Regions from separate parts of the Homo sapiens genome. Here region 2 is linked to region 1. The links are chromatin loops, found by intact Hi-C in ENCODE. Cell type or tissue: Caco-2. All regions are shown on one strand. Each heading gives the region's core, and the rest is flanking DNA. Links, peaks and the distances in the headings are about the cores only.

Region 1 (15,860 bases), core at 543-8,542:
AAAAAAATTAGAGCTTGCTTCTAAAGTCATAAAAGTCCCCAGGTTGTTTTCTAATTGGACTTAGATGAGGACATGTCATTCACTGCTGGTGACACCATAGACTTGGTTATAGGATACACCTGATTGCTTGTCCCTGTGTCACAAGCAGATGCCCTGCGAAGCCATAGTATGTTAAGGATGTGATGATGCAGTGTCGACGGGGACTGGGACCAACATGAATGTGGGACAGAATGTCCCCACAGAGCAAGCGCTTCTATTTTCTGAATGGGAACGTCAAGTCCGTCTTTGTCATGGATCTCGGCTACTTTGAAACCCAATGGTGTTTCCTTTGAGAAGCGGGCATTTCAATCCAAGTTTGACTATGCTTATCCACAAATAATTTGAATGAATATTTTTAGCAAATGACATTTGGTTTGGAATAAGGATTTCACAAATATTATCATTTTTAAACTATCAATCTTTTCCTTAATATATTAGCTGTATTTACTATCTCTGGCACTAAAACATAGACACTGTAATACCTGCAGCAGTAACTTTTTTCTTTGAAATATTAAGTTTTTTGTACATTGAATGGATGATTAGACAAAGGAACATAATAGGAATGATATATTCACCTTTCTTCATTCATCAACATCAAATTACCAATTTGACATTTTGCTATGCTTCAGTTTAACCGGTTGGCAGACTTTGGAAACCTTGCCATATATTTAGGTAGTATCTACTGATTATAACTCTCAATTGTTATATCCGTGCTTGCAGGAATATTTAAATATTAAAGTAAGCACTTCTTTTAAAAATTATACCACTGTTGAAAAGTTTCTTGTAAAAGCTTTTAGTCTTTCACAAGACTGAAAAAAAAATTCATTCCACCCAAAGTCCTAAGCGTTTTGCAATATCTCCTATTATGTTCCATTGAGGAGGATTTAGAGCAGGAGGTATCCTGCCACTTCAGGAGCTGATGGAAGAAAGAACAACCATAAACCACATAAAGAAGTGAGCGTTCCGTATCTAATAATATTACCAACAATAAATGACTTCTTCTGAAGAAAGAACTGGCTTTAAAAATCTCACTTATTTGTTTGTGAAAGTCTATCGAATTGTGAAAAAAAAAAGAATAGAGTTAATTGTTTGAATACAATTGCTGAGAAAGTAGAGATTTATGTTATTTTAGTATTAAAATCTTATTCAATAAGAAAATAATTTCCAGTTAATTTCCCCCCTCTTTAGGTAGTCTAAAGAGAGCCTGCAGTTTTGTAAGAACTACAAATTTCCACTAAAATTTAAAGGAAAGTATGGTAACAATAATAAGTAGGAAGTCTTACAGAAAGATTAACCTTAGACCTAAAAAAGAAGACATTATGTTCTATCCCCAAATGTGTTGGCATTGTAGTCCATATAAATCCTTTTTCAAACTGGTTAGCTCATTTTATGTAATAGGTCTTCAGTATGTATGGAAAAATACACCACTTAATCATTTACTCCATCAAAGATCTTTGTAAATTTGTTTTTTGTCTCTAGGAGCCTAATCTAAAAAGACAAATTAAAATTTTATTGCAGAGGGTAGCTATTTTAGATTTTATTACTATTTATCCTCAATACATAGTAAATAGTTATTAATGTATGGCTTCACTCAGATGCATCCAAAGAAAACCCCCCAAATAGATGACACTTGTTCTCTGCACCAAGTACGCTATGTTTTATTTACAAAGAGTTGCTTTAATGGACTTTGATTTTTTGATAGATGTCTGAAATTTGAATATTTGAAAGATGTTATTTAATTTGCTCTTTTGGAAAACCAGAGATTTTAATTGGTAAAAAGCAATTTCTGTTATAGGCTCCCTAATGGACACATTTCTGCTTACTTTAAAAGACGCCTTCTGTTCAAAGTAGTATACAGATCTATCAAGTCCAAGAAAAATATTTATTCTTCAAAATGTTACCAATTATTTTAAAATACAACTCTCATAACAGTTAAGTATTATAACAAGTGCATTGATTTGAATCTTTGTTTTTTTTCTGTTTTATATTTTTGCATATAATTATTTTTCCAACTCGCTTTGCGGCTTCGCTATATTAAAGTACACGTAAATGCATTTGATATAACCTTTTCCATCTCAGTTCCTCTCTGTGTACTATTAGTAATAAAGTCTAAGATGAAAGAACAACATTTTAATTTATAATATTTTGATCCCTTAAAAATACTTCACTGTCCGCCAAACAGGATTTACAATTTTATAATCATCTTACCTTCTGGTAGTGTGCTGTAGAACAGAGCAGGTGAAGAGAGAGCAAGCCCTCTTTGGGAACTTTTGATGTGCTCTGTGTCCTAAGCTCTGTACTTCTGCACCAAGGCGCACTGCTTTTATATACTCTCCAGCTCTGTTTAGCCTCACAGATATTACGCTGACAATATAAATTTCTCATCTGTAAATAATGAGTTTTTGTTACAAATGACTTCCCTCTCCCACTCACTTTGCTCATCTGCATTCTATGCTTATATTGGGTGAGAGACCTTAGAGACCTGGAAACTTTTTATGCACTCTTGTATCTTTTTTTTTTTTTTTTGGTTGGGAATGGAGAGAGCAGCTTGGAAATCCACCTTCTACTTTCAATCACGCATGAAAATCACTTAAGTTCTCTAAAGTGAATTTTGACGTTGAAGACAAAAGACCTTGAAATTACGTAGCCCATGGCCATCCCTGTTTTGTGCATGTCCTCATTTGAGGTTCTTACAAGTCTTTGGTTTGCTACCTAGCCATGATGAATTTACCTGAATATAACAATCACTTCAGTCATTCATTTATCTAAATAATGATCATTCATTCAACACATATGTATTAAAAATCCTCTCTTCCTCACAACGTGGAGTTTATTTATGTTATGTTTGTGGAAAATTTAAGGATATTGATTAAACCCCTATGTGTTCTGTTTTAATAAATGGAATTCAGGCAGAAAGGATGGAGCAAAATGAAGATTAAACATCCAAGATAGCTGATGCTAACAGGAAATTATCTGGTATTTTTTTCCTTCTAATATATATTTAAAATCTAATTTTACTGATAAGAGAGTGGGGTACTAAGTTACAAAAGAATGAGATATGAGGAAAACTGTTGAGATGAGATGCATATTTTCACGTTTCCTGAGTTTTGTGACTGGACACACAGGCTTTAATGATCTGTGACATTTAGCAGAAATGATTCTGGTCACTGTAGAGAAATAGAAAAATGGTAAATAATCTGGAAAGACAGCATAAGAAGTAGTGTTGGCATAATTTGATTTTAGTTTTGCTGTTATTGACCAGCTGTGTGACCTTGGTCAAGTCACGCATTCTCTTTGTGTCTCTGCCTCCTTATTTGTAAAATGAGAGGGGTTGGTAAATGTCTTTTCTAAAATAAAAATTTTATTCCATATTGCAAACTCATCACAACATTTCCTAACTAGATTCCAATATTCTAATATAACCAACCGCATGATGTCACTGATGACTTGTATGGAGGTAAATCATTGAGGCAACTGGAGAAATATTCCAAATGAACTTAACTGTTCAATTTGTGCATGAGACCAACGTTTGAATGTAGAGCTACTTGAAGGCCACAGAGATCACTTTCAAGTCAGACTGGAAGACATCATTGAGGGGTTTTTGTGCTGGTGATTATTGGGTGCTAGAAAGCCTTGCTTTGCAAAGTGTGGTCTAAGGACCAGCATCATCTGGGAGCTTGCTAGAAATGCAGAATCTCGTGCCTATCAGAATCTGTATTTTAACAAAATCCTAAGGAAATCTGTGTTCATATTAAAATTTGAGAAGCACAGCTGCATAAAATATCTGCCTCACTTTATCTCCTCATTGGTACTGCTGGTGTCTTGATCTGAGACCTGCTTCTTGGCACTCTACCAGCAGAGGGGGTGAAAGAGCAGAGAAAGGTGTCAAGCCTTAGGTCGGTCTAGAGAGTAATACTTATAAATACGGTAATAGCTTGAAAGAGTGGATTGATTTAATGTATGATTACATTGTCTTTCTCTCTGGCTACAATCTTCACACAACTATTCGCTATATTTTTAATCGTTTTGGCAGATTCAGTTCTACTTTTCCCATTGTCTATTTGTCTATTTGAGCAGATGTTTCTTTCTGTCTCTCTGTCTCTGTCTCTCTCTTTCCTTTTCAGACTCTACTTGTTTGTGGAGCAGCCCTAAGAAGGAAGATCTGCAGATCATATATATAAAATCTTCAACATAGCACTGGCCTTTCAGTAATTATCCTCTCCCAATATTTAACTACCAAACATTTTTCTTTCCCTCCACTCTACTTGCTTCCATTATTCTAGAAGTGACTATCCCAAGTTGTTTCAGAAAATTTCCTGTGACTTTATCTCCAGCCCACTGACACTGATTCTTGGGGCTCCCAGTACCATAAGGGTAAGCATTCTCAGGATGTATAAGCAATAAGAACCCCACTGCATTGTGTGCTGCTCTCCTCTCTAGGAGGGGCAAGTCAGGCTTCTTCATGGACACCGAATTGTCAGAAATTAAGACAGAACTCAAGTGCAATTTGGACTTGCAGATCTTCTTCCTATCACTGTTCTGGCATGAGCCTCTACTTGGCCTATTCCCATCAATACAGTTATTCAGTGATTTAGATGTGAGGCAAGGAAAGTGGTAGCCCTGTATGTCTATGACTAGTGACATATATGATTTCTTTATGATGTTTAGTCCTAAGGACAATTTCCACAGATTTACAACCTGTGCAGCTGCATGAAGCTGCATGCAGGACCTCATGCTTGCCTTAATGCTTTTACCACCTCAAAATTCTTAAAAATTTACACAAAACCATGCATTGTGGGGTTATTGTGTGTTTATTTTCTGTAGCTGCTCGGAATACTTAGGAATAGTTGAGAATGGCAAAGATCCAGGTTCACAGTGCGCTGCGATGGGAAGTCTATGGGTAGGGAGAACTCTCAGGCGTTGCTGATGGGAGTACAAAATATTAACTCCTTTGAAAGGTGGTTTGGTAATACTTATCGAAGTGACTAATACCTATAGTTCTTGGTCCAGTAAGGCTAAAGCACTATTCTGAACATTTATCCCACATATATTGCTATGTAGATATGTAATGATGTAGGTACAAGGTTGAGTAGAAGAGTAACAGGTGGGAACTAATCCAAGGGGCCAGCAATAGAGCACTGTTTAGAAAAAAAAAAAAAATGAAGACGCTGTCTATTTACCAGTAGGGAAAGACTCCAAGTTATGTTGTTAGTTGAAAACAAGAAAGTGCAGAATGGGTATGTAGTAGGCTACCTTTTGTTTTAGAAGGGAGAGGGGCAGAAATACGTGTTTATTTTTCATAATTGCGTCAAAAAATTAAAATAGACAAGAAGCTGATGAAAGTGCTTACCTGTAGGAGGCAGTGTGGATAAGTGGGGTGCATGTGGACAGGGACAGGATGCAAAGAATACTTCTTTTATATACCTGCTATGTGGTTTGGATTGTTTGACCATTTGATAGAATTACCCATTCAAAACAAACCAAAAAATGTAATTTAAAAAGGAGTGACAGTACAACTACTTTGGAAAAAGGTAAAACTTTAGAGCTAAATGTACAATTACCCTTTGACCTAGCAATCCACTCCTGGGTATTTTATCCAAGAGAAATAAAAACATATATCCACAAAATGACTTGTAAAAAAGTGTTCAGATAAGCTTTATTTACAATACTTAAAAACTAACTGAAGTATCCATCAACAAGAGAAAGAAAACAATTTGTGATACGGAATTCATACAGCAACAAAAATTAAGCAACAGCTGACTCAGGCAGCAATGTGGAAAAATTTTGCAGACATTATGCTGCATAAAAGAAGATGGACATGAACAACTATATACTGTATGAATCCATTTATAGAAGTTCAAAAACAGGCAAAATTGAAGTTAAAAATCTCAGAACTGTGGTTGTTTCTTGGAAGAGGATGGGAGAGGATTGCCTAAGAGGGAACTTTCTGGGGAGATGGAAATATTCTATATTATGATAAGGGTATGTGTTACCAGGTTTATCCGATTATCAAAATAGTACAGCTAAGATTCGTGATTTTTAATTTATGTAAATTTTACCTAAAAGGAAAAAAAAGAATAGTTACAAAAAAAAAAAAGAAGTCTGAGGTGTGGGTGGAGGTACAGATGACACAACCATGGCAAAATACTGATAATTGTTGAAGCTGGCTGATGGATAAACAGGGTTCATTGTGCAATTCTGCTTACTTTATTTATGTTTGAAATTTCCCATATTAAAAAGTTAAAGCCATAATAGAATGATCGTGGGGATTGGTCATTAGGACTAATTGGTCATTTATCACTTTGGAAGCCAAAGAGTTAGACTTTTCAGTGAGTAAGGATTAGCTAAGTAAAATAAGTGAACTTCATAGACACATGGTGGCAACAGAGCCTGGATGGAAAACAGTAGCCTAGGCCGGGCCAAGGTAACGGAAAAACAACTGCAATGAAGGCAGAGAGAGGAAGCTACCACTCAGAGGTAATGGAATCAAAATCACTGCTCCCTTCTTCTCAATGTTATTCAATACCCATCCCTAGGATTTGCCTAGCTCTGTTTGATAAAACTGCAGTAGTGACCAGTCAAGCTTTCCTGATATGCTTGAGGTTTGTTTTTTATTCTTGGACAGTATTTAATACTCTAACCTAGGAAGAGCACAGCGTATTAAGATACCATCCAAGGGTCCATAACAAGGGTCTTCTGAAAATAGGTGTGAACCTTCAAAAGATCAAAGAAAAATTATGTATAGCATTTGAGGAAAAAGTTTTTATTGATTAGTTTTAACTCTGAAGAGCCACTTAACGAGAGCATTTGAAAAGTTAAAAATTGAATACATACAATGTAATAATCAGATGTCCTTCACATCTCTGTGAGTGACTTAATGGGCTCAGGGATCCAGCGGTAATAAAAGAAGAACTTCCAGGGGAAGTTCTGAGTTTGCCAGAGGATGTGAGAAATACCCTTCCTGAGAGATATTTAAAAATCAGTTCATGACCCATCAATCTGGAAGGATTCTGAGGAAGCCTGCTGGGGTTGGGGGGAAGATTCAGTAATAAGATCAACGGACAGTCTTCCTGCCCTGAGGCTCCGAGACCCTGCAGACAGCCCGCTCACAAGTCTGTGCAGGGGACTGTGTGGCATCATGGCTTTGCATTCGTTGATTTTATCTTTTGCAAGATCCCTGGTATAATGAGATGTTTAAAACTGTTCTAAGTTTCAGTTGTTATTTTTATTCCTAAAGGGAACAAGAAAGAGAAAGAAAACAAAATCATATTTGTACAAAAGAATCTTATCTCATAATTTACAAGCAGAATATATATTTATATGTATAAATACATATATATCATTGAATACATGTGTTATGCTACTATTTTTCGCATATTGTAGCTATAAAAAACAAACCATATGTCATTACATTTATCCAACCTCTTGCTCATCTGGAAAGACTTTTTTTCTTCAAGCTTCTAAGAGTCTTTAATGTGAACCAATTAAAACATTGCAATTTTTTAAAGTCTTCTGTAAAAGGAAGTAACTTCAGCCATTAGAAAATTTAAAATTTGGAGTCTGTATACTAAGAAAATGCAGAGAATGCAAACCTGAGTTATAAATACTTTTTCTTGTTCATTATACCTTGTAGTAAGACTTACCCCCTGCCTGAAACTTACTCAGTATTGCCAATTTGTATTTTATCAGATGTATTATCAAGATATGCCCAGTGTTCTGGTGAAATTGAAATGATATAACCATAGAAGGGAGGATAATTCATAAAGCCATCTAGGCTATTACCCTATTTTAAAGCAGAGATTTATTTAATGTATTACAATTCATTGTTTGGCTATTTTATTTTTCAAACCTGGAGAATAAATTTCTACATTTCCATTTTGCAATAAATGACCAAAATAATTTATTTCTGCGGTCAGAAACATTTCTATGGCCAGAAGTATTTCATATCTGCGTTCTAGTCCTGGCTCTTACTGAAAGGTAAATCATTTCTTTGTTGCCATGTTGTCAGAAGATGTAAAAACTGACTTTTCACTTCCATCTTAATAAAAATTCTTTTCTCCTCATAAAGCACCGTCGACTAACCATAAGTCTTTTCTAAGGCTGAAGAATGATAGAGTCTCCCTTTTTTTCTTATATGTCTAGTCCATGATTGCCAGCATTCTCCTCCATAAATACTTATCAGCAAAACTCTAGAGGTCGAAGATCATGGCTTTTACACCTTTGTTTGCTTATTTATTTATTTATTTATTTATTTATTTATTTTTGAGACGGAGTCTTGTTCTGTCGCCCAGGCTGGAGTGCAGTGGCGTGATCTCGGCTCACTGCAAGCTCCGCCTCCCGAGTTCGCGCCATTCTCCTGCCTCAGCCTCCCGAGTAGCTGGGACTACAGGCGCCAGCCACCAAGCCAGGCTAAATTTTTTGTATTTTTAGTAGAGGCGGGGTTTCATCGTGTTAGCAAGGATTGTCTCGATCTCCTGACCTCATCATCTGCCCGCCTCGGCCTCCCAGTTTGTTTGCATTCTTTCCCCACAAATAATGGGCAAAACTCATAGCGGAAAAAAGGGTGATGCAAATAATATCTTAAAAATGTATTTGATTTATTAAGCATCAATTTGCCTCTAATGTTTTTATGGACACTTGTTCTAATAAATGTATTGTTGAAGACAGTTGACATTGATGAAAAGAATCAAATAAAAATTATAAATTCAGAGACACATTTGACCAAACACCCAGGGTAAAGTGTAATAGTCATTCCTTCCATTGGTTAGCACATAGCTTCAACTACTGATTAGTTCGTTACTTTTTTGATATCTCACCTGGAATTCATATACAGATTTAATTGTAGGCAAAGATTTAAAAATCATAATATGAGAGCCAGTATTTTTTACAATTCAGAAATGAGGATCAAGCCGCCTAAGAATAGAAGTAACTACCATTTCCTGAATATGTACTAAAGGCAAAGCTGAGTATATTATTCTCTAATACTCAAAATACATAACGAGTTCAATATTTTTGCCTTCATTTTACAAATAACAAGACAGGGGCTTAGAACAGGCAACCAAGTTGCTTAAAGCCATATCTGGGTCCGAATACAGGACCCCACTACTTTGTAACCTTTCTAGAGTAAGGCTTTGCAAAGTAGTCCTGGGAGGACTTGCAAAATCTCCTCAAATCAGCTTTGACTGCTGTCTAAATCTATTCAGAACTTCCAGATAGCTAAGATAGCAAGACATCTAAATGCTAAACAGTTGATGATGGAAGTATTTTTGGGCTTAGTTTTTAAAAAATGTATGATTCAGTAGTTTTTAGTATGTTCAGAATGCTGTGTCACCATTACCGTTATCTAATTTCAGAACTTTTTCATCACCCATAATAGAAACCCCATACTCATCAGCAGTCACTCCCCCTTGCCCTCTTTCCGAGCTCTTGACTACTGATCTACTTTCTCTGTATACACATTTGCCTGTTCTGTGTATTTTATATAAATGGAATCACTCAACATATAATCTTTTTTGTCTAATGTCTTTTATTTAGCATAATCTTCTCAAGGTTCATCCACGTTGTAGAAGGAATCAGTACTTCATTCTTTTTACGGTTGAAATGATTCCATTGTATGCTATTTACCACATCTAGTTTACCCATCTATCAGTAATGGACATCTGGGTGGTTTCCACTTTGGGGCCATTATGAATAATGCTGCTGGGAACATTCATGCACAAATTTTTGTCTGGACTATGTTTTTAATTCTCTTGGGTAAATACCTAGGAGTAGAATCGCTGGCTTATATGCTAACTCTATGTTTAACTTTTTGAGGAACTGCCAACTGCTTTCCAAAGCGACAGTGGAGATTCTGTTTTTTAAGAATCAGATCCACGAATTTTGGATATGTCACACGATTGACTTTTTCTTCCTTTTCAACAGCTACAGATTTCAATGAGGACAATAAAGGAGCATAAGATCGAGAGGTCAGTGGTGGGGCAGGTCTTGGCAAGGAGGAGAGACTATGCTTTTTGTTTCCTCTAGACTGAATTGGAGCGTCAATGAAGAGGCAAGATGAGGCTGGATGTTGGAAAAAGTCTCCTTGGAAGAGCTGCTCTGCTGAGTGCAGTTAAGCAGAAAACTGAAAGATGAAAATGTAGGGGTCAGAAAAGGGATTTTCTTATATGACAGGTTTAAGTGTTTTGAGTGCTCATGGGGTGTAAGATGTAGATCTGGAATAAGTGGCGGGGGTGGGGTAAATCCTATGGTTTCCTCTGTGCTTTGTACAGAGACATAGTGGTGTGAGTGGCAACTGGGTAAAATAAGTGTAACTTCAATTTTAATTTTTTTCTTTCATTGAGAATAAAAATATTCCTCTTATTGGCAACAACAATGGATCAAAATAGATTTTTCTAAAGCACCTAAGAGCCTAATATCCTGGACTAGTATATTCTCTTATATCAGATATATCAGTAGGAATATCATATTATTCCTACGATCTAGGGATAATGCAATAATTATTATGGATTATTTATTCTGAAAATTATTACCAATAAAATTTTTAAAAGCATTTTTTAAAAAATTATTGAGGTGACATTTACATAATAAAATAAATCCTTTTAAAGTGAACAATTAAGTGACATTTAGTACATTTATGTGTGCAACCACCACCTCTATTAGGTACCAAAACAATTCCATAATTTCAAAATAAAAACCCATATTCAGTAAGAAGTTTCTCCTCACATCTCTCTCCCCACACCCAGTGGCAACCACTACTTTGAACTCTGTCTCTATGGATTTACGTGTTCTGAACATGTCACGTAAATTGAATCATACGGTAGGTTTTTGGGTCAATGCATTAGAGATTCATCCATGTGGTAGTACATGTCAGTACGTCATTACTTTCATGGTGCAATAATATTCTGCTGTATGTATATACTACAATTTGTTCATCCATTCACCCATTGACGGACATTTGGGCTATTTCCGCTCTTTGACTATGGTGAATAATACTGCTGTGAACATGTTTGTACATGCATTTGTTTGAGTACTTCTTTTCAATTCTTTTAAGTATATATATATATATATATATATATATATATATATATATATATATGTAGGAGTGGAACTGCTGAGTTATATGGTAATTCTATGTTTAACTTTTTAAGGAGCTGCTAAAGTGTTTCCCACAGTGGCTGAAGCATTTTACATTCCCACCTGCGATGCACAAGAGTTCCAGTTTCTCCACATTCTTGCCAATATTTATTTTTTGTTTTTTTCTGGAATTGTTATAGCCATTTTTGTTGGCATAAAGTTGTACCTCATTGTGGTTTTGATTGGTATTATCCTCATGACCAAGGATGCTGAGCATCTTTTCATGTGCTTGTTGGACATTTGTATGTTTTCTTTGGAGAGATGTCTCTTCAAATCCTTTGCCCATTTTGAAATTGTGCTGTCTGTTTTCTTATTGTTGAATTGTATGTGTTTTTAATATATTCTGGATACAGAACCCTACGAATAAGTTTATATTTGTATATATGTAAATATGTATGTATTTTAATGATAAATTATGTAATTTAATGATAAATTTTAATGATAAAAATTATTCATTTCAATAAATTATAAATTTTAATAATTACACTCATAGTTTCCATGACTTTACTTTCTTTCTGGAAAATATGACACAAGGATGATTTGAATATTGAGTTGCTATTTATAAAGTTTATTATAAAATTTTAATACTTTGATAGTGATAGATTCCTAATTTTTGTTAAGAGAAAAACACATGCAGAAGGCTCTAAGTGTACATCAAGAAACTGATAGTAGGATTTCCTCTAGCAGGTTTCACTGAGCACGGCTTCTTCATCAAAGAAGATTATGTCAACAATATTTTATGACTCCTGATACTGTAACTTGAAAAAGTAAATAGTGAAAGTACTCCGGATATGTTGGAAGTTCTTTTGCAACCTGGAGGTACGTGTGTGACTCTCTGAAACCATAAATTGATAGCCAGTAACTAAAAATGTGGGGGGGGGAGACATAAAAGGCTTTGTTTTTGTTTTTGTTTTTTAAGACAGAGTCTCGCTCTGTGGCCCAGGCTGGAGTGCAATGGCGTGATCTCAGCTTACTACAACCTCCACCTCCCAGGTTCAAGTGATTCTCCTGCCTCAGTCTCCCGAGTAGCTGGGATTACAGGCATGCGCCACCATGCCCGGCTAGTTTTTGTTGTTTTTTTTTTTAGTGGAGATGGGGTTTCACCATGTTGGCCAGGCTGGTCTTGAACTCCTGATCTCAAGTGATCCACCTGCCTTAGCTTCCCAAAGTGCTGGGATTACAGGCATGAGCCACTGTGCCTGGCCATAAAAGACATTTTACCGGTAATCTTCTAAATTGTAATTTTTTGTTCTTCTAAAGACTTAGTCTAGAGGAATAAAGCCTCAGGTTTACACACTCGTTGTTCCTTATTTCTGGAGCCTCTGCTTTGGCAGCCTGGGTGCAGCTGGCATGACACACTCAATGCCAATTTGGGGACCATCCCTATGTGATATCTTGCAAGTGTCCCCCACCACCCTGCCCCATCTGTAGTTCCACGGTCATGGTGTGGAAGCTGGCAGGAGAGCAAGTGTGGGAAGACACAGTGCAGGGGTGACATTGGTGAGAAGACATCAAGAAGCAGCAGCAACAAGTGGAGGAGAGTCCATGGGAAGACTGGAAAGCCAACGCCATTTAGAGTTCAGTCATGAACTGGATTTCCATATTGATTGGCTTGTCTGGACATACACACAATTTTGCTGGGGCCAGAAACAAGATGTAGACCCTGTAGAAGTTATTAAGTTACAGAGGGAGGCACAAAACTTCAGCTTCAAAAGCAACCTTCAAATGTTTGTTTAGCAGTCACTTAATGGTGACTTCATTATGTGTACTTGAATTCTAATAATGGCTTATAAGGGCCTGCTATTAGGGTTGTGTTTACTTATACTCCATTATATATTCATTATTTGATTAGTGACATTAATAGGTAACAAACCTATCTGAAAAGGCATTCCACATATTTCTTCTAGAATACCTGAGAAGAGTCACTGCCACTGTGGTACAGAAACTGTATGCCAATTCAGTTGGCATGCAGGGAGTAATTGAATTGACCTGGATATATGGAATCTTGGGTGAGTACTATAACTTAAACCTCATTTTCCTAGTCAGAAATACATATATTTTAATTTCTAATTTACAGAGTTTCAAAAATTAAATGGAAGAATATATACGGAGCACCTGGTATACAATTCACATCCAAAAGAAAGCAATCAAATTATTCCTTAAAATAGAAATTGATACACACAGCCCAAATCTGGCATCCAGATGAGTTTCCTTTACTCATAAATTAGTGGTCAAGGGTTCAAAATTAAGAGGGAATTTCCATTTAAAAATCCAGTTTTCCGGTTTCTCTTGACAAAAATCACAATGTCTGGCAACACCATATTTCCAGTGGCAGCAGTTTGAGCCAGTAGTTGTTATCCCTTTAGTGCAGTCACCAGCTCATTAGAGTCCCAGCCTTATTTTACCAGGAATCTCCTTGACCCGTTTCTTGGTTTGCTTCATTCGTTCTGATCACCTGCCTGGACTCAGTGGTTCTTGAGATTGGGAACTCTACTCTAAGACTCCTGTTACATTTATCCAATGCAAGATCTTCAGCTATAAATTTAACTCATATAAAATACGTTTTATGAAATAAGATGTTGGATGGTGATGGTGATGGCAATCCCTTTGAAAATGTTATTTCCGGGCATGGTGACTCACTCCTGTAATTCCAGCACTTTGGAGGCCGAGGCAGGTGAATCACTTGAGGTCAAGATTCGAGACCAGCCTGTGCAACATGGTGAAACCCTGTCTCTACTAAAAATACAAAAATTAGCTGGGCGTCGTGGTGGGCACCTGCAATCCCAGCTACTTGGGAGGCTGAGGCAGGAGAATCGATTGAACCTGGGAGGTGGAGGTTGCAGTGAGCCGAGATCATGCCATTGCACTCCAGCCTGGGTGATGACAGCAAAACTCTGTCTCAATAAAATAAAATAAAATAAAATAAAATACAATACAATACAATACAATAAAATAAAATAAAATAAACTTTTATCATATGACCATCAAACAAGGTGCCATGATGGGTCCCTGCCCTCACTTTTACTGCCTAAATAGTTAGAGACAACACTTCAACCTCAGTGTTTCTAAGGGATCTATGGTTGCCATCCAACCAAATATTTCCCACACCAACCCCATAAATCTGGCCTCAAAAGAGATCCATGAGACCTCCATATTGAGAGAAACCACTGTAATCCCAGCAGATGTTGAGATCCAGGGGAGAAAATAGTAAATGAAAACACAGGATTGACTCCTATTATTTAACCTACAGGCCTCCAATTGTGGAAGATGATTTAAGGATCAGGAATTGCGTTGCACTATGCCCTAAAGGGACACAGAAGAATTCTTAGGGCTTGCAAATGTGATTTGAAAGCCAAGGATCTAGCCTAGTACCTGTGGCATGCAGGGAGTAATTGAATCTCAGGAAGAGAAGGTGCTTGCCCGAATTACAAGAATTAGAACTCAGTTCTCTTGAATCTGTTTGGCAACTTTGCAGGTGCACAGGACTACATTCAGTTGCATCAATGGGATACTAGGAAGTTCAGTTCACCCATGTTGAATGATCAACTAAAAAATATGATCTAAAATGCACAGCCTTGACAAGAGATATTTCACTGATTTATTTTTCATGAGTCCAAGTTTACAATACAATCTGAATTTAAAAGAACCAACCAAACCAACCAACCAAACTTTCAGGGTTTGAACATATAATCTGATCAGGAGACAGAAACAGAATAAGCATGGGTATCCTTGTTTTATAATGTAAAAGAAACCACTACTACTTGAAACATACTTATTAAGCAAAATGTATTTTTAAAAACTAGTGTTGTTTTTAAAATAAAAGCTGCTAGAGTAATCAATCACATTCCAGATATTTATTTGTCATTTTCCAGCCTGAACATTTGTGCCAAACTTCCTCAGCCTGCAGTGTCCCGGTGGTGATTCATCTAGAGGCAGCAAGTATCTAAGTTAGGACAGTGAAGTAGGCTGTGTTTCCATTTCCTAATCCAAATTATTTTTGTTTCAAAGACAAACTTCTTTTAGATCTCTGGCTAAAATTCTTGTCCTCCCTAACCTTATTCTCCTGACCGGGACACCTGCTGCTCAGGGATTTTTCTTTCTCTTTGCTTTGAGGAGGACAACAGCAAGTTCCTATTATATACTAAGTTTCAGAAAGGGCATGATCTGTACCCACTGCCAGATTACACATCAGGATTCCAGTTTCATGGGCTCTCTCATCCACAGAATGTGAGGATACATTCAGCAAATATTGATTGAGGTCCTCCTACATTATTCTAGGTACTGTCTAGATCCTGGAGGCAGAGAGGTGAAAAAAAATAGACAAGCTCTCTGCTCAGAGGGAGCTTGTACTTGAATGGGAGAAATAGGGAACAACCAACACAAACGTAAATCAAAGAATTTCTGATGCTTCTAAGTGCTATCAAGGAAACAAGATTAAATAATGTGGTTGGAAGTCTCTGGCTGTGGCAGAAGCAATGTGAAATCCAATGATCAGGGAAATTCCCTCTGAGGCAATGACACCTGAGCTGAAACCAAATGAGGAGACAGCCAAGTGAAAAGCTGAGAAAAGATGTTCCAGACCCTGGCACAGAAATAAGTTTGGCCTACACAAAATCCACAGATGAGACCAGGGTGGCTGTAGTTTGATAGGTGATGAGAGAGCGGTGGAGACAGGGCCAGAGAGGACG
Region 2 (15,860 bases), core at 5,182-13,181, 570 kb before region 1:
CTCCATCCCTTTCCTCTCCTTTGTTTATAATTGTCATATTTACTCTACATATACATTTAGAACCACATAATAGAGTCTTATAATTTTTGTTTCAATGTTCTATCATAATTTAGAAAACTCAAGAGGCAAAGGAAAGCCCATTTTATTCGCCCATATTTCTGTTGCTACATCCTTTTTTCGTTTCTGATGTTCCAAGCTTCCTTCTTTTAACATTTGTGTTTAGAGAGCTTTTTTAAAGCTATTATTTTAGGGTAGGTCTACTTTTGAAAAACTATCATAATTTTCCTTTATCTGAGAATGTACTGCTTTCTCCTTAATTCCTGAAGGATAATTTCATTGGGTGTAAAGTTCTGGGTTGACAATTCTTTTCACTTGAAAGATACTGTGCTACTTCTTTCTGGCCTCCATGGTTTTTCCAGGGAGAAACTCACTGTTATTCAAATTGCTTTCCCCTACATATAAGGTGTCATGGCTGCTTTCAACACTTTGTCTTTAGTTTTCATAATTTTAATTATGGTATGTCTTCCTGTGTATTATTTTATTATCTTGTTTGGGGTTCAGTCAGCTTCACGAATTTGTAGTTTTGTGTTTCTTGCTAAATGTGGGAAGTTTTCAGCCATTAGTTCTTTAAGTACTTTTTCATCCCTGCCCTCATTTTTCTCTCCTTCCAGGGCTTCAATGGCACAAATATTACATTTAAAAAATACTTCCAAAGGTTCCTGAAGCATGTTCACTTTTTTCAAGTCTTTTTTCCTCTGTGTTGTTCAGATTGAGTAATTTGCATTGTTTGCTCTTTCTGTTCATCATTTCTTTCCTCTATTTCCTCCATTCTGCTGTTGAACTTATTCACTGAGCCTTTTAAAATTTCAGTTACTATTATCTCTCAGTTCTAAATTTCAGTTTGGTTCTTTATATCTTTCATTTATTTGTTGAGACATTCTTTTTCTTTGCTAAAGCTTTTTTTTTTCATTTTTTCAAGCCTGTTTGTAATTACTCATTGAAATATGTTTATAATGGCTGCTTTAAAATCTTTGTTAGGTAATTCTAGCACCTCTATCATCTGTTGTTGGCATCTATTACTTTTTTTCACTCAGTAGAGACCTTCTGGTTGTTAGTGTGACGTGTGATTTTTATGTTTGTTCTCTGGACATTGAAATCTGGACATTTTCATATTATGTTATGAGACTCTAAATCTTATTTAAACCTTCCCTTTTGATTGCACTTCTCTGACACCACTCTAGTAGTGGAAGGAGGGAGGTGCCACCTTGTTAATATCAGGTGGAATGGAAGTCTAGGTTCTCCAATTGGCCTTGCTGACACTTGAATGGGAGGGACTCCTTATTACTGCTGGGTGAGGGTGGGAATTCTGGCTCCCCACATGGTCTCCATTGACACGGTGGTGGGGGTGGCCTCATTATTGCTGGGTGATGGTGAAAGTCTTGATTCTTTAGTAGGCCTCCTCTAACACTACCTCAGTGGGGTGAGGAGGGTGCCTCATTACTGCTTGATGGGGGTAGAAGTTCTGGCTCCTTGTGTGGTTTTTACTCACACTGCAGGGAGGAGGAGATCATGTTATTGGCCAGTTGGATGAATGTCCTCACTCCCTACTTGGCTTTCTTTGATACCACTCTGGTGAGGGGGTTGGAGCATCTCATTACTGTCTCATGAGGGTGGAAGTGTAGGCTCCCCACGTGGCCTTCATTGGCATGGATGGGAGTGGAGCAACAGCTTTTTCCTTGGGGTTAGGCTGGAATAGAGCACTTCTTGTCTAAAAATTTTCTGTCTGACTAGGCCACCGTTTTCCTGGCCTTCAGCTAGAGAGAACAAGCTTTCGTTCAGGCTATTTTGCCCATGCATGTTGGTGTTTTCATGTTTCTGGCTTCTTCAGCTGCAGGTCTCAGATATATTAGGCAAAAATGAATTCCAAGCAACACATGACCATGTTGTTCTTTGGGTTTTGATGTTCCTAGCAAGCAATCTTCTCTCCACCTTTCAGAGTCTTCCTGTGTTTGCCTTACATATTATGTCCAGGGTTTTTAGTTTTACCTAATAGGTGGAATAAAGAAAAGTACATTTATTTCATCTTCCTGGAATAATGTGTCTTATAGAAAAGATCTTTTATTTGCTGCTGAGGTTAGGAGTTTTAGTGGATGAGAATGGGGTAGTTGAGGGGAGGAGGAAGAGAAAGGAGAGGAAAGAAAAACAGGTTCTACCACTCCTAAAAATCTCTATGAGTCCTGATTGAATATTTGTTCATTCATTCATCATTCAGCAAACATTTATAATTCAACACTGCATGCCTACGAGTGTAATTGGTGCTAGGAACACAAGGATAAGTAAGATTAATTTTTGCTTATTAGGAGTTTGAAATCTAGTCTTGTAGAGGCTAACACCCAAATAAGCAAATTATTACATGTTGTAATAAGTGAACTGTGTCCTGAAGTATGAGTAGAAGTTCTCTAGGTTAGCTAAAAAAAAGATGATTTAGACAAAAGAAATGGCTTGTTTGAAGGCACGGAAGCATAACATTTTTTTGGATTTAAAGAATGGCATGCATTGGTGTGAAAAGAGTAAGGGGTTCTTATGAATGAATGGTGGGAGATTAGACTGAAAATATTGGTTAGGACCAGATTGTTGAAGTCTTTAATATATTGTCATGCTAAGGATGTTTTACACTTCTTTTTTTTTTTTGACAGGGTCTCACTCTGTTGCCCAGGCTGGGGTGCAGTGGCATGCTCTAGGCTCACTGCAGCATTGACCTCCCAGGCCCAGGTGATCTCTCCACCTCAGCCTCCCCAGTTGCTGGGACTACAAGCATGCGCCACCGTGCCTGGCTAATTTTTTGTATTTTTTGTAGAAATGGGGTTTTGCCATGTTGCTCAGGCTTGTCTTGAACTCCTGGGCTCAAGCAATCCACCCACCTTGGCCTCCCAAAGGGCTGGGATTACTGGTGTGAGCCACTGTGTCCGGCTGATATTTTACACTTTCTGCAGGCAATGGTGAATAATCTCTAAACTATTTTAGTGGATATTTAAAATAACGACTTTTGGGCACAACCTGAGACCTGTCCTCTCGCTTTCCTCCCTGGACAGCATGAGCTTCACCACTTGCTTCACCACCTTCTCCACCAACTACCAGTCCCTGGGCTCCATCCAATCACCCAGCCACAGCGTCCAGCCTGCCAGCAGTGTGGTTAGCCTCTATGCAGGCGTCAGGGGCTTGGGCTCCTGGATCTTTGTGTCCCCACCAGCTTCTGGGGACACTGGGGGTCTGGAGGCCTGGTCATAGGGATGGCCAGGGCTCTGGTGGGAATGCGGGGCATCCAGAACAAGGGGACCATTCAAAGCCTGAACAGCCACCAGGCCTCCTACCTGGACAGAGTGAGGAGCTAGGAGATTGAGAATCAGAGGCTGGAGAACAAAATTTGGGAAAACCTGGAGAAGAAAGGAACCAAGGTAAGAGACTGGGGGCATTACTTTAAGACTATTGAGGACCTGAAGGCTCAGATCTTTGCAAATTCTATGAACAATGGCCACATCATTCTGCAGATTGACAAAGCCCATCTTTCTGCTAATGACTTTAGAGTCAAATATGAGACAGAACTGGCCTTTCATCAGTCTGTGAATAGCAACATTCATGGGCTTCACAAAGTCGTCGATGACGCCAATGTCACTCAGCTGCAGCTGGAGGCAGAGATCAAGGCTCTCAAGGAGGAATTGCTCTTCATGAAGAACCATGAAGAGGAAGTAAAAGGCCTACAAGCCCAGATTGCCAGCTTTGGGTTGACTGTGAAGGTAGATGCCCCCAAATCTCAGGACCTTAGCAAGATCATGGCAGACATCTGGGCCTAGTACAACAAGCAGGATCTGAAGAACCTAGAGGAGCTGGACAAGTACTGGTCCCAGGAGATTGAGGAGAGCACCACAGTGGTCACCACACAGTCCACCAAGATCAGAGCTGCTGAGATGACCGTCATGGAGCTAAGATGTACAGTTCAGTCCTTGGAGATTGACTTGTACTTGATAAGAAATCTGAAGGCTTGCTTGGAGAACAGCCTGAGAGAAGTGGAGGCCTGCCACTCCATGCAGATGGAGCAGCTAAACTGGGTCCTGAGGCACTTGGAGTCAGAGCTGGCACAGACCTGGGCAGAAGGGCAGCCCCAGGCCCACAAGTACAGGCCCTGCCAAATATCAAGGTCAAGCTGGAGGCTGAGATTGCCAGCTGCCTGCTGGAATATGGGGAGGACTTCAATCTTGGTGATGCCCTGGACAGGAGCAATTCCATGCAAACCATCCAACAGACCACTGCCTGCAGGACAGTGGATGGCAAAGTGGTGTCTGAGACCAACAACACCAAAGTTCTGAGGCATTAAGCCAGCAGAAACAGGGTACTCTTTGGGGAGCAGTAGTCCATTAAAAAGTTTAGAGGTCCAAAAATAAAATTAAATAAAATAATGACTTTTTAATGTTTGTATTTATGTCTATGCATATCTTTTAATATCCTTTTACATGTGTTGGATGTAAGACTTGCCACTCTGCCTTCATCTATCTTTTCCTTTCTACCTAGTCCTGTATGACATCTGTGGCTAGAAATAGGGGAGAGAGATGTTTGGCTAAACATCTAGAGTTACTAGATAGAAATGTGTAAATCTACCAGATGCACAAGTGGAGCTCAGGATGAAGCTACTGTTTCAAATCTGCTCTCACAGACAGTTCTGTTGTCACTAGTTGTGAGTGCATGTCTTTAAACGTAGTAGCATCTAGTTAATCCTAATAGTCACCTCACAGTTCCTTCATCCCCTTACAGTCATTTCAGCCTACTTATCAACAATAGCTTTTCATAGAATCTACTAGAATTATACACTGATGGGACTATATTAATCTCAGGAAATGAAATACTCATATTTTATCCAGGAAACTGGTGTATTAGGCCACTCTTACATTGCTATAAATAAATACCTGAGATTGGGTAATTTATAAAGAAAAGAGATTTAATTGGCTTCTGGTTCTGCAGGCCGTACAAGAATGGCATCCGTATCTGCTTGGCTTCTAGGGGGGCCTCAGGGAGCTTTTACTCATGGCAGAAGGTGAAGTGGGAGCAGGTATGTCACATGACCAGAGCAGGACAAGAGAGAGAAAGAGTGGGAGGTGCCATACGCTTTTCAACAAACAGATCTCATGTGGACTCTCTCAGGGCCAAGGTGATGGCACCAAACAATTCATGAGGGATACGCCCCCACGATCCAAACATCTCCCACTAGGCCCCATTCCAACACTGGAGATTACATTTCAACATGAGATCCAAACCATGTCAATGGGAATATATGGTTCTGGCTCATTATGTTAAAATAAATAAAATAATTTTTATCATGCAGAGTGTTATGTTAATTTTCACTGTTTTCTTCTTCTCATTTGCATCTATGGTCATCATCTTTCCTTGCCTTCAGTATTAGTATCTGTAAACTTTCTCTCTTCTGGAATAGCATTTATTCAAACCTTACGATATCCCTAATGTATTGGTGTATTTTTAAAAAGCCCATATACAATAACGCTTTATTTTTATGCTGTCTAAATCTTTTATTTAAAGACATCTGGTATGTTTGGCTCAGCGGACAAAATATGACAGTGCTGAAAAGTAGTATTAGCAATTCTTATGACTTTCTACATATTTTAAGTTGTTTAAGGCAGAAATTACATACTGTGGTGGATAGAGTAGCAGACTAAGAAAAATTTATCACTGACATGCTATTACTTACTTTTTTGTGACCCTGAGAAAACCAGTAGCCTTTTCTATGATTCTGATTTTTAACCACAATTTTATAGCTATGAAAGAAGAAAACAATTGTTCCAAATATCTGCACAATAGGAATACCGAGATTTCAAGAATAATTCTTTGTGTGTTTTCTTAAAATGTAGCATAATCTATTGCTACTGTTAGTGTTTCCAAAGTGGCAAGCTTGAATTCAATTTCTTGTAATAAGTAAAAACATGTCCTTTATATGGCCAGCGGTAACTTTTTGGTTTGAACTGCTATATGAATTAGGAATAAAAATATAATATTGGATTGAACTTCAACTTATCAGAAAAATTCTTTAACTATTAAGATATTTTAGGTATTAAAATTCAATTAGTATTAATATAAATTTGAAAAATTATTATATTTCAATTATGTTTAGCTGCTTATAGTTTTAATTCAGAGACATTAGTTGATTAAATACTGTCTCTGTAACTAGGCCTTGATAAATAATGCTATTGTGTGTGACATGGATAAGAATCAGGTCATAGTTTGGTATTTCAGCTTGTGTGCACTGTCCTTTGCTGAAGAGAAAACATCATCTTGGTTCAAATGATCAGTACTTGCTAATTTATTAGTGATTTATTTTCCTTAAACCTTGAAAGTCTTTTTGTTATATTTGCTGAGGGTAGGGTAAATAAATTTGTACTCACAAACCAGATGATCTCAGATGTGACTGATTCTGGCTACTTCTTTGATTTATGGAATGATTAATTTCATTATGAATATTTCACAATCATCTGGGAAATTGGTTAAAAAAAGAGGAACTTAATTTAATTTGCTATGGTATGTCTATAGGTATATTTATATCCCTCTTATTTAAGGCAAAGATGAAGATCTAGGCCAACTAGGGAACTCAATAGGCCATGATCGTTGGAAGTTGTGGGTATAGTTACTTGACATTGTGATTTCTGTGTATTTCTTTTTCAGACTGATGTTATTTAAAAATGGTGCCTGCTTAGTAGAGGTGCATAGGGAGAGGAATGTTGGATTTTTATGTTATTCACAATACACATGCCAGATATATTTTGCTTTCCTGAAAAAGTTGTACTATCTTTACTCCTCTAAATCTGTTGCCTTTCTAAGCATGATACCAAAGGCAAATATCCTGAAGAAAAGAGTGATAGATTTTACTACAAAAAATTTAAAACTGTCTGCCAAAATCCACTATAAACAAGATTGAAAGGCAACTGACAACTCGGAACAATGGGAGCAACACATATGGTGAACAAAGGGTGAAAATCCTTATAAAGAGCTCTTAAAATATAAGAGCATATTGCACATACCAGATCATCTTTTCATCTGGAGAGCTAGGTACTCTTATTATCTTTATTTTATAGATAGATAAAGAAGTTAAGGCTTAAAGGGGTCTTACAGTTAGTCATGAGTGAAAGATTCAAACCTGGGTTGTCTGACCCCAGAGTCTGTACTCTTAACCACTAAGCTACACTTCCCTCCATTTTTACAGGTGGCCAGAGACATCAACAGGCAATTTGCAAAGACACCCAATGGCTAGTAAACATATAATATTTATTTTCTCTCTGGAAAACAAATAATGGAAATGAAAATAACTAGAGAACATTTTGTCTATCAAACTGACAAAAGTTTTAAACAATGGTTATGTTCATTTTTGGCAAGATATGGAAAAACCAGACAATTGGTAAATCCTTTCATTGGGAAAATTACCCACAAAATCCCTTAAAACTCAGTTATAGTTTTTAACATTGTAATTTAATTTTTAGTTATGAATCCTGAGAAAATAGTTGTGTATATGTGAGATTTAGTTATGATGATGTTAACTCAATATTTGTTTATAATGCTAGAAACTGTAGACAACCAAAATGTTCAACAATAGAAGACTGATTAATTAGCATACATCTATAAAATGGAATGCCAGTAGTTGTTTAAAGTGATATTTTAGAGTTGTTTGGGCCGGGTGCGGTGGCTCATGCCTGTAATCCCAGCACTTTGGGAGGCCGAGGCGGGTGGATCACCGGCGGTCAGGAGTTCAACACCAGCCTGGCCTGGTGAAACCCCGTCTCTACTAAAAATACAAAAATTAGCCAGGCGTGGTGGTGCGTCCCTGTAGTCCCAGCTACTCAGGAGGCTGAGGTAGGAGAATCACTTGAACCTGGAGGAGGAGGTTGCAGTGAACCGATATCGTGCCACTGCACTCCAGCCTGGGAGACAGAGTGAGACTCTGTCTCAAAATAAATAAATAAATAAAAATAAAAATAAATAAATAAAGAGTTTTTGATGGCATTTTATGTGTTAAGGGAATAAATCAGATCATTAACTCATTAAGATTCCATTTAAAAATTGCACGTTATTGTATTGATAAAACACTGAAAATGTTTTTATGAAAATATTAACTGATTTTCTCTAGTTAGAATATGAGTGGGTCTTATTTTTAATTTTCCAAAGTTTCTACAATAAAGAAATTTTATTTTTTTAAAAACATAAAAGTTACCAGCCAGGCATGGAGGCTCATGCCTGTAATCCCAGCACTTTGGGAGGCTGAGGCAGGTGGGTCACCTGAGGTCAGGAGTTTGAGACCAACCTGACCAACATAGTGAAACCCCGTCTCTACTAAAAATACAAAAATTAGCTGGGCATGGTAGCGGGCACCTGTAATCCCAGCTACTCAGGATGCTGAGGCAGGAGTATCACTTGAACCTGGGGAGGCGGAGGCTGCAGTGAGTGGAAATCGCGCCATTGCGCTCCATCCTGGGCAACAGAGAGGGAGACTCCATCTCAAAAAAAAAAAAAAAAAAAAAAAAAGAAAAGGTTACCAGAAAGTTTCTTTAATTTACTTCTTTTTGCATGTAAGATTTTAAAAAAGTATAATCACAGATTTACAAGAGAAAAAATTTTGATCTTTCCATCCTTTTCCACATGGTGGATCTTTATTTTAGTCTTCTAATGGATAGTTGTCATAATGTTATTCCTGGGTAAACTTGAATGATGTTTTATTTATTATTTCCATGTGAATTTTTTTTGACTCTTTTTTTGGCCATAGTTTTATCATTATTTCTTTTCTTTAACTTCTTCCCATTTATATTTGCCGATTTCTACTCTTTCTAATATATTTCCTATATTCTGTTTTTTATTAGAAAAACTCCAATTTTTTAAAATTTTTAAACAATAATTTTAATTTATTTTAGAGTCAGGGGTTACATGTGCCTGTTTGTTACATAAGTATATTGTATTATGCTAAGGTTGGGGTACAAATCATCTCATCCCTTGGGTAGTGAGCATAGTACCCAATAGTTTTTTGGCTGTCTCCCTCCCCCGCTCCCTACTCTAGTAGTCCCCAGTATCTATCGTTGCCATCTTTATGCCTATGAGTATCCAGTGTTTAGCTTTTAAATTCATTGCTTGTTAATAAAATATACCAGTGTTCAAAATTTTCTTCTTTTCTACGGAATAAAAATTTTGCAAAATTGGCATGAAATTTGTTGTGCAAAATGGAAGATGCCAGCTTGCTTATTTTACTTTATATTATTTAACAGAATTAAGATTACATAACCTAGTTCTCAATAACTGGTGGTATTTGTTGATAAACTTCTATTGATATGTTAATTTTCTGTTAACGTGGGACTTATTAGTTACGTCTCGTTCCTGAATTCGTGAAACCTCCCCTCCCCCAAACAAATGCTCTCTCTCTCTCTCCTCTTCTTTCAGTAAGTCAATTTATATTTGGAGACATGGCACAGTAGTAGATGATTCAAGCTGAGAAAGAACGAAAAAAAGATCTCTGGCACTCATTCCTTGCTTTCGTATGAGCTAGCTCCCGACAGGTATCTAGTATATGCTGAGTTTCCTGTCTTTCTCATATATATCAGGCAGAGTAAAGCAGGTAGGAATCAGAGGCCTCAAATTAATGTCTGTAAATCCTGAGGAAATATTTTGAGGCTGCAGTAGACTAAACGATGCTAGATTTGGTTTGATTTGCTGTAATTCTATCATTTGAACACTAAGTGGCACTAAAGCCTAGGTCACAGATAACATATTGTCAATTTAAATTCTAAGATTTGGGGTCTATTGGTGGGTAAATGGCTTTGGAAAAGTGAAAAAAGGATTAGTAAGAAAGTATTCTGAGCTTAAAGAAAGACAGAAAAAATAGTTTTACAATCAGTTATTTTTGGGAACTGGAAGTTTAACCAAACTCTCTTGCTTTTATTTGCAAGTTATTTAAAAGCAAGGAGTAAACCGCTCTTAAAATGACCAAAGATGATTAACCTCACTGGCACCTATCCTTGAATATTTTCCCTTTTTCTTTGAAGGGAAGGAAAATCTATACTTAGAAGAAGGTTTTCAGATGGAAAGCACCCATATGCACGTTGAACCTTAAGCTCTTGCGTACCCATAGATGACAATACCCATAATAAACATTTTTTTCAACGCTTTTGAGACTATTTACTTATACCTATAATATGTATTTTTACATTTGACCTAATTTGGGAAATGTCAGTATAATTTGAGTTAGAAAAAAAGATCAGAATTTGGTTATTTTGGAGAGGAAAGAAAATCATATGTTTTATTGCTTATCTGAACTTTAAAAAATTAAAATAATCTTTCCCAAGATTTATTGAGATATATAATTGATAAATAAAAATATATATGTTTAAGGTATAAAATGTAATGATTTGATATACATATACATTGTGAAATGATTAGTACAATCAAGCTAATTAACACATTCATAACCTCGAAGCTACCATTATTTATTTCCAGCTTTATTGAGGTACAATTGACAAAAATGTATATACGTATGGTGTATGACGTGATATTTTGATGTATGTATACATTGTGAAATGATGACTACAATGAAGCTTAACATATCCATCACCCCACATAGTTATCTTTTTGTGGGGAGAAACATTTAAGATCTCTCATAGCAAATTCCAAGTACGCAATACATTATTATTTATACTCACCATGTTGGACATTAGATCTCCAGAACTTGTTCATCTTGCGTAACTGAAGCTTTGTGTTGTTTGACCACCATCTCCCCATTTCCCCAGCTTCCTAGCCCTGGGGCAACCACCATTCTACTCTCTGCCTCTATGAATCTGACTCTTTTAGCTACCTCAGATAATTGGAATCACGTAGAATTTAACTTCTGTGACTGGCTTATTTCTCTTAGCATGGTGTCCTCCAGGTTCATCCATGTTGTTGCAAATGACAGAATTTCCTTCTTTTTCTAAGGCTAAATGGTATTCCATAGTACGTGTGATATATGGAAAAGGAAGTATATACATACATACACACACATACACACAAACCCCACATTTGCTTTATCCATGCATCTGCTGTTGGACACTTAGACTGATTCCATGTCATGCCTATTGTGAATAATGCTGCAATGAACATTGGAATATAGAAATCTCTTCAAGATACTGATTTTATTATCTTTGACTATATACCTAGAAGTGGGATTGCTGGAACATATTATAGTCCTATTTTTAATTTTTTTGAGGAGCTTTCATACTGTTTTTTCATAATGGCTGTATCATTTTACCGTCCTACCAACAGTGTACAAGGGATCCTTTTCACATTCTGGCCAACATGTTATCTTTTGCCATTTTGATGACAGCCATTCCAACAGAGGGGGCATCCTTATTTTGTTCCTGATCTTAGAGCTTTCAACTTTTCATCACTGAGTAGAATGTTAGCTGTGGGACTGTAATATGTAGCTTGTATTATGTTGAGGTATATTCCTTCTATACATAATTTGTTGAGAAGTTTTTTATCATAAAGGGTACAGAGTTTTGTCAAATGCTTTTTCTGCATCTATTGTGATTACCATGTGATTTTTATACTTTTCTGTTAATGTGGTATATCATATTTATTGATTTGTGTATGTTGAATCATCCTTGCATCCCAGGGATAAATTCTAATGGTGTATGAGCCTTTTAATATGCTGTTAAGTTCTGTTTTCCAGTAACTCAAGATGTTTGCATCTGTGTTCATCAGGGATATTGGTATGTAATTTTCTCTTCTTACAGTGTCCTTGTCTGGTTTGGTATCAAGGTAATTCTTGCTTTGTAAAATGAGTTTGGATTTGTTCCCTTCGCTTCAGTTTTTTGAAAGAGTTTGAGCTAGGGATTGGCACTAATTCTTTATTAAATGTTTGATAAAATTAACCAGTGAAGCCATCGGGTCCTGAGATTTTCTTTGTTGGGAGATTTTTGTAAAATTACTGACTCAATCTCTGTATCTGTTATTGGTCTGTTCAAATTTTCTGTTTCTACAGGATTCTATCTTGGTAGGTTGTATGTGACTAGGAATCCATCAATTTCTTCTGGATTATCCAAATTGCTGGCATATAATTGTTGAAGTAGTTTCTTATTATTCTTTGTATTTCTGTGGTATCAATTGTAATGTCCCCCCTTCATTTCTGATCTTACCTATTTATTTGAGTTATCCCTCTTTCTTTCTTAGTCTACCTAAATGTTTGTCAATTTGGGTTATGCTTTCAAAAAACAGATTTTCAGTTTCTTCAGTCTTTTATGTTGTTTCTCGAATCCCTATTTCATTTATTCCTGACCTTTTTTATTCGTTTCCTTCTTCTAACTTTGGATTTAGTTTTTTTTTCTAGTTCCTTGAGGCATAACATTAGATTGTTTATTTAAAATTGTTCCTCTTTTTTGATATAGGCATTTGTTCTTATAAATATCCCTCTTAGGATTGCTTTTTGCTGCATCCCGTAATTTCTGGTATGCTATGTTTCCATTATCATTTGTCTCAAGGTAGTTTTTGATTTCCTTTTTGATTTCTTCTATGGCCCATTGGTTGTTTAGGAACATGTTTAATTTTCACATATTTGTGTAATTCTAACATTTTTTCTATTGTTGATTTCTAGTTTCATGCCATTGTCATCCAGAGAGGTACTTGACATGATTTCAGTCCTCTTGAATTTGTTAAGATTTGTTTTGTGGCTTAACATGTGGATTTGTTTTGGAGAATGTTCTGTGTGTACTTGAGAAGGATATGTATTTAGCTGCTGTTAAATGAAATGTTCCATATATGTCTGTTAGCTTCATTTGGTCTGAAATGTAATTCAAGTCCAATGTTTCCTTATTGACTTTCCATCTAGATGATCTGACCATTGTTGAAAGTCAAGTAGTGAGGTGCCACCATTACAGTTTTGCATCCTATTTCTCCCTTCAGATCATTTAATTGTTGCTTTATGAATTTAGGGACTCTGATGTCAGTTACATATATATTTACAACTTTATTTATTTATTTTTAATTTTTTTATTATACTTTACGTTTTAGGGTACATGTGCACAATGTGCAGGTTTGTTACATATGTATACATGTGCCATGTTGGTGTGCTGCACCCATTAACTCGTCGTTTAACATCAGGTATATCTCCTAATGCTATCCCTCCCCCCTGCCCACCCCCCCACAACAGGCCCTGGTGTGTGATATTCCCCTTCCTGTGTCCATGTGTTCTCATTGTTCAATTCCCACCTATGAGTGAGAACATGCAGTGTTTGGTTTTTTGTCCTTGCAATAGTTTGCTGAGAATGATGGTTTCCAGCTACATCCATGTCCCTACAAAGGACATGAACTCATCATTTTTTATGGCTGCATAGTATTCCATGGTGTATATGTGCCACATTTTCTTAATCCAGTCTATCATTGTTGGACATTTGGGTTGGTTCCAAGTCTTTGCTATTGTGAATGGTGCTGCAATAAACATACGTGTGCATGTGTCTTTATGGCAGCATGTTTTATAGTCCTTTGGGTATATACCCAGTAATGGGATGGCTGGGTCAAATGGTATTTCTAGTTCTAGATCCCTGAGGAATCGCCACACTGACTTCCACAATGGTTGAACTAGTTTACAGTCCCACCAACAGTGTAAAAGTGTTCCTATTTCTCCACATCCTCTCCAGCACCTGTTGTTTCCTGACTTTTTAATGATCGCCATTCTAACTGGTGTGAGATGGTATCTCATTGTGGTTTTGATTTGCATTTCTCTGATGGCCAGTGATGATGAGTATTTTTTCATGTGTCTTTTGGCTGCATAAATGTCTTCTTTTGAGGAGTGTCTGTTCATATCCTTTGCCCACTTGTTGATGGAGTTCTTTATTTTTTTCTTGTAAATTTGTTTGAGTTCATTGTAGATTCTGGATATTAGCCCTTTGTCAGATGAGTAGATTGCAACAATTTTCTCCCATTCTGTAGGTTGCCTGTTCACTCTGATGGTAGTTTCTTTTGCTGTGCAGAAGCTCTTTAGTTTAATTAGATCCCATTTGTCAATTTTGGCTTTTGTTGCCATTGCTTTTGGTGTTTTAGACATGAAGTCCTTGCCCATGCATATGTCCTGAATGGTATTGCCTAGGTTTTCTTCTAGGGGTCTAACATTTAAGTATTTAATCCATCTTGAATTAATTTTAGTATAAGGTGTAAGGAAGGGATCCAGTTTCAGCTTTCTACATATGGCTAACCAGTTTTCCCAGCACCATTTATTAAATAGGGAATCCTTTCCCCATTGCTTGTTTTTGTCAGGTTTGTCAAAGATCAGATGGTGGTAGATATGTGGCATTATTTTTGAGGGCTCTGTTCTGTTCCATTGATCTATATCTCTGTTTTGGTACCAGTACCATGCTGTTTTGGTTACAGTAGCCTTGTAGTATAGTTTGAAGTCAGGTAGCATGATGCCTCCAGCTTTGTTCTTTTGGCTTAGGATTGACTTGGTGATGCAGGCTCTTTTTTGGTTCCATATGAACTTTAAAGTAGTTTTTTCCAATTCTGTGAAGAAAGTCATTGGTAGCTTGATGGGATGGCATTGAATCTATAAATTACCTTGGGCAGTATGGCCATTTTCATGATATTGATTCTTCCTGTCCATGAGCATGGAATGTTCTTCCATTTATTTGTATCCTCTTTTATTTCATTGAGCAGTGGTTTGTAGTTCTCTTTGAAGAGGTCCTTCACGTCCCTTGTAAGTTGGATTCCTAGGTATTTTATTCTCTTTGAAGCAACTGTGAATGGGAGTTCACTCATGATTTGGCTCTCTGTTTTTCTGTTACTGGTGTATAAGAATGCTTGTGATTTTTGCACGTTGATTTTGTATCCTGAGACTTTGCTGAAGTTGCCTATCAGCTTAAGGAGATTTTGGGCTGAGGCGATGGGGTTTTCTAGATATACAATCATATCATCTGCAAACAGGGACAATTTGACTTCCTGTTTCCCTAATTGAATACCCTTTATTTCCTTCTCCTGCCTGATTGCCCTGGCCAGAACTTCCAACACTATGTTGAATAGGAGTGGTGAGAGAGGGCATCCCTGTCTTGTGCCCGTTTTCAAAGGAATGCTTCCAGTTTTTGCCCATTCAGTATGATACTGGCTGAATATTTACAACTTTTACATCCTCTTGGTGAATTAACCAATTACATAATGGCTCTCTTTGTCTCTTTTTACAGTTTTTACTTAAAGTCTATTTTATCTGATATAAGTTTAGCTATCTCTGATCTTTTTTGGATTCCATTTGCATGGAATATTTTTTCCATCCCTTTACTTTTACTTACTGTGTGTCCTTACAAGCAAAGTCAGCCTCTTGTAGTCAGTACATGGTTGGATCGTGTGTGCGTTTGTGTGTGTGTGTGTGTGTGTGTGTGTGTGTGTGTGTTTAGAGACAGGGTCTTGCTCTGTTGCCCAGGCTGGAGTGCCGTGGTGTGATCATAGCTCACTGTAACCTCAAACTCCTAGACTCAAGCCATCCTCCTGAATTAGCCTCCCAAGTAGCTAGGAATACAGTAACTACAGCCATGTACCACCATGCCCAGCTATTTTTTTTTTAACTTTTTTGTAGAGGCAGAATTTCACTATGTTGCCCAGGCTGAGCCTGAACTTCTGATCTTAAGTGATCCTCTCTTGCACTGGGATTATAGGCATGAGCCACCAGAGCTGGCCTGGGTCTTGTTTTTTTAAAAAATCTATTCAGCCACTCTTTTTTTTAAATTAAAGAATTTTATACATTTAAGGTAATTATTGATGGGTAAGGACTTGCTATTGCCATTTTGTAATTTATTTTCTGATTGTTTTGC

The links. Peaks named below come from ENCODE experiments on the same cell type or tissue, not always from the same donor. Only the 100,000 strongest peaks of a DNase experiment are listed, where the experiment ranks them.
Region 2: it touches region 1 in a loop (4-fold over the local background); 7 of 110 quality-filtered maps call a loop at or near these places.

What each region holds. Positions count from the first base shown.
Region 1 is chr2:162,149,911-162,165,770 of GRCh38, forward strand. GCG (glucagon) reads right to left here and starts at 2,337. Exons shown (of 6, transcript NM_002054.5): 1 at 2,248-2,337. LOC101929532 (a long non-coding RNA gene) reads left to right here. Exons shown (of 4, transcript NR_110255.1): 2 at 11,860-11,991; 3 at 13,080-13,181. RefSeq lists a promoter at 2,225-3,946. In Caco-2, for the core only: a CTCF peak has its summit at 3,886; a DNase peak (open chromatin) is centred at 3,901.
Region 2 is chr2:161,576,979-161,592,838 of GRCh38, forward strand. It overlaps the pseudogene KRT18P46. Among named protein-coding and RNA genes, the nearest start is that of SLC4A10, 40 kb to the right of the region's middle. In Caco-2, for the core only: a CTCF peak has its summit at 9,816; no DNase peak of the experiment used is centred there.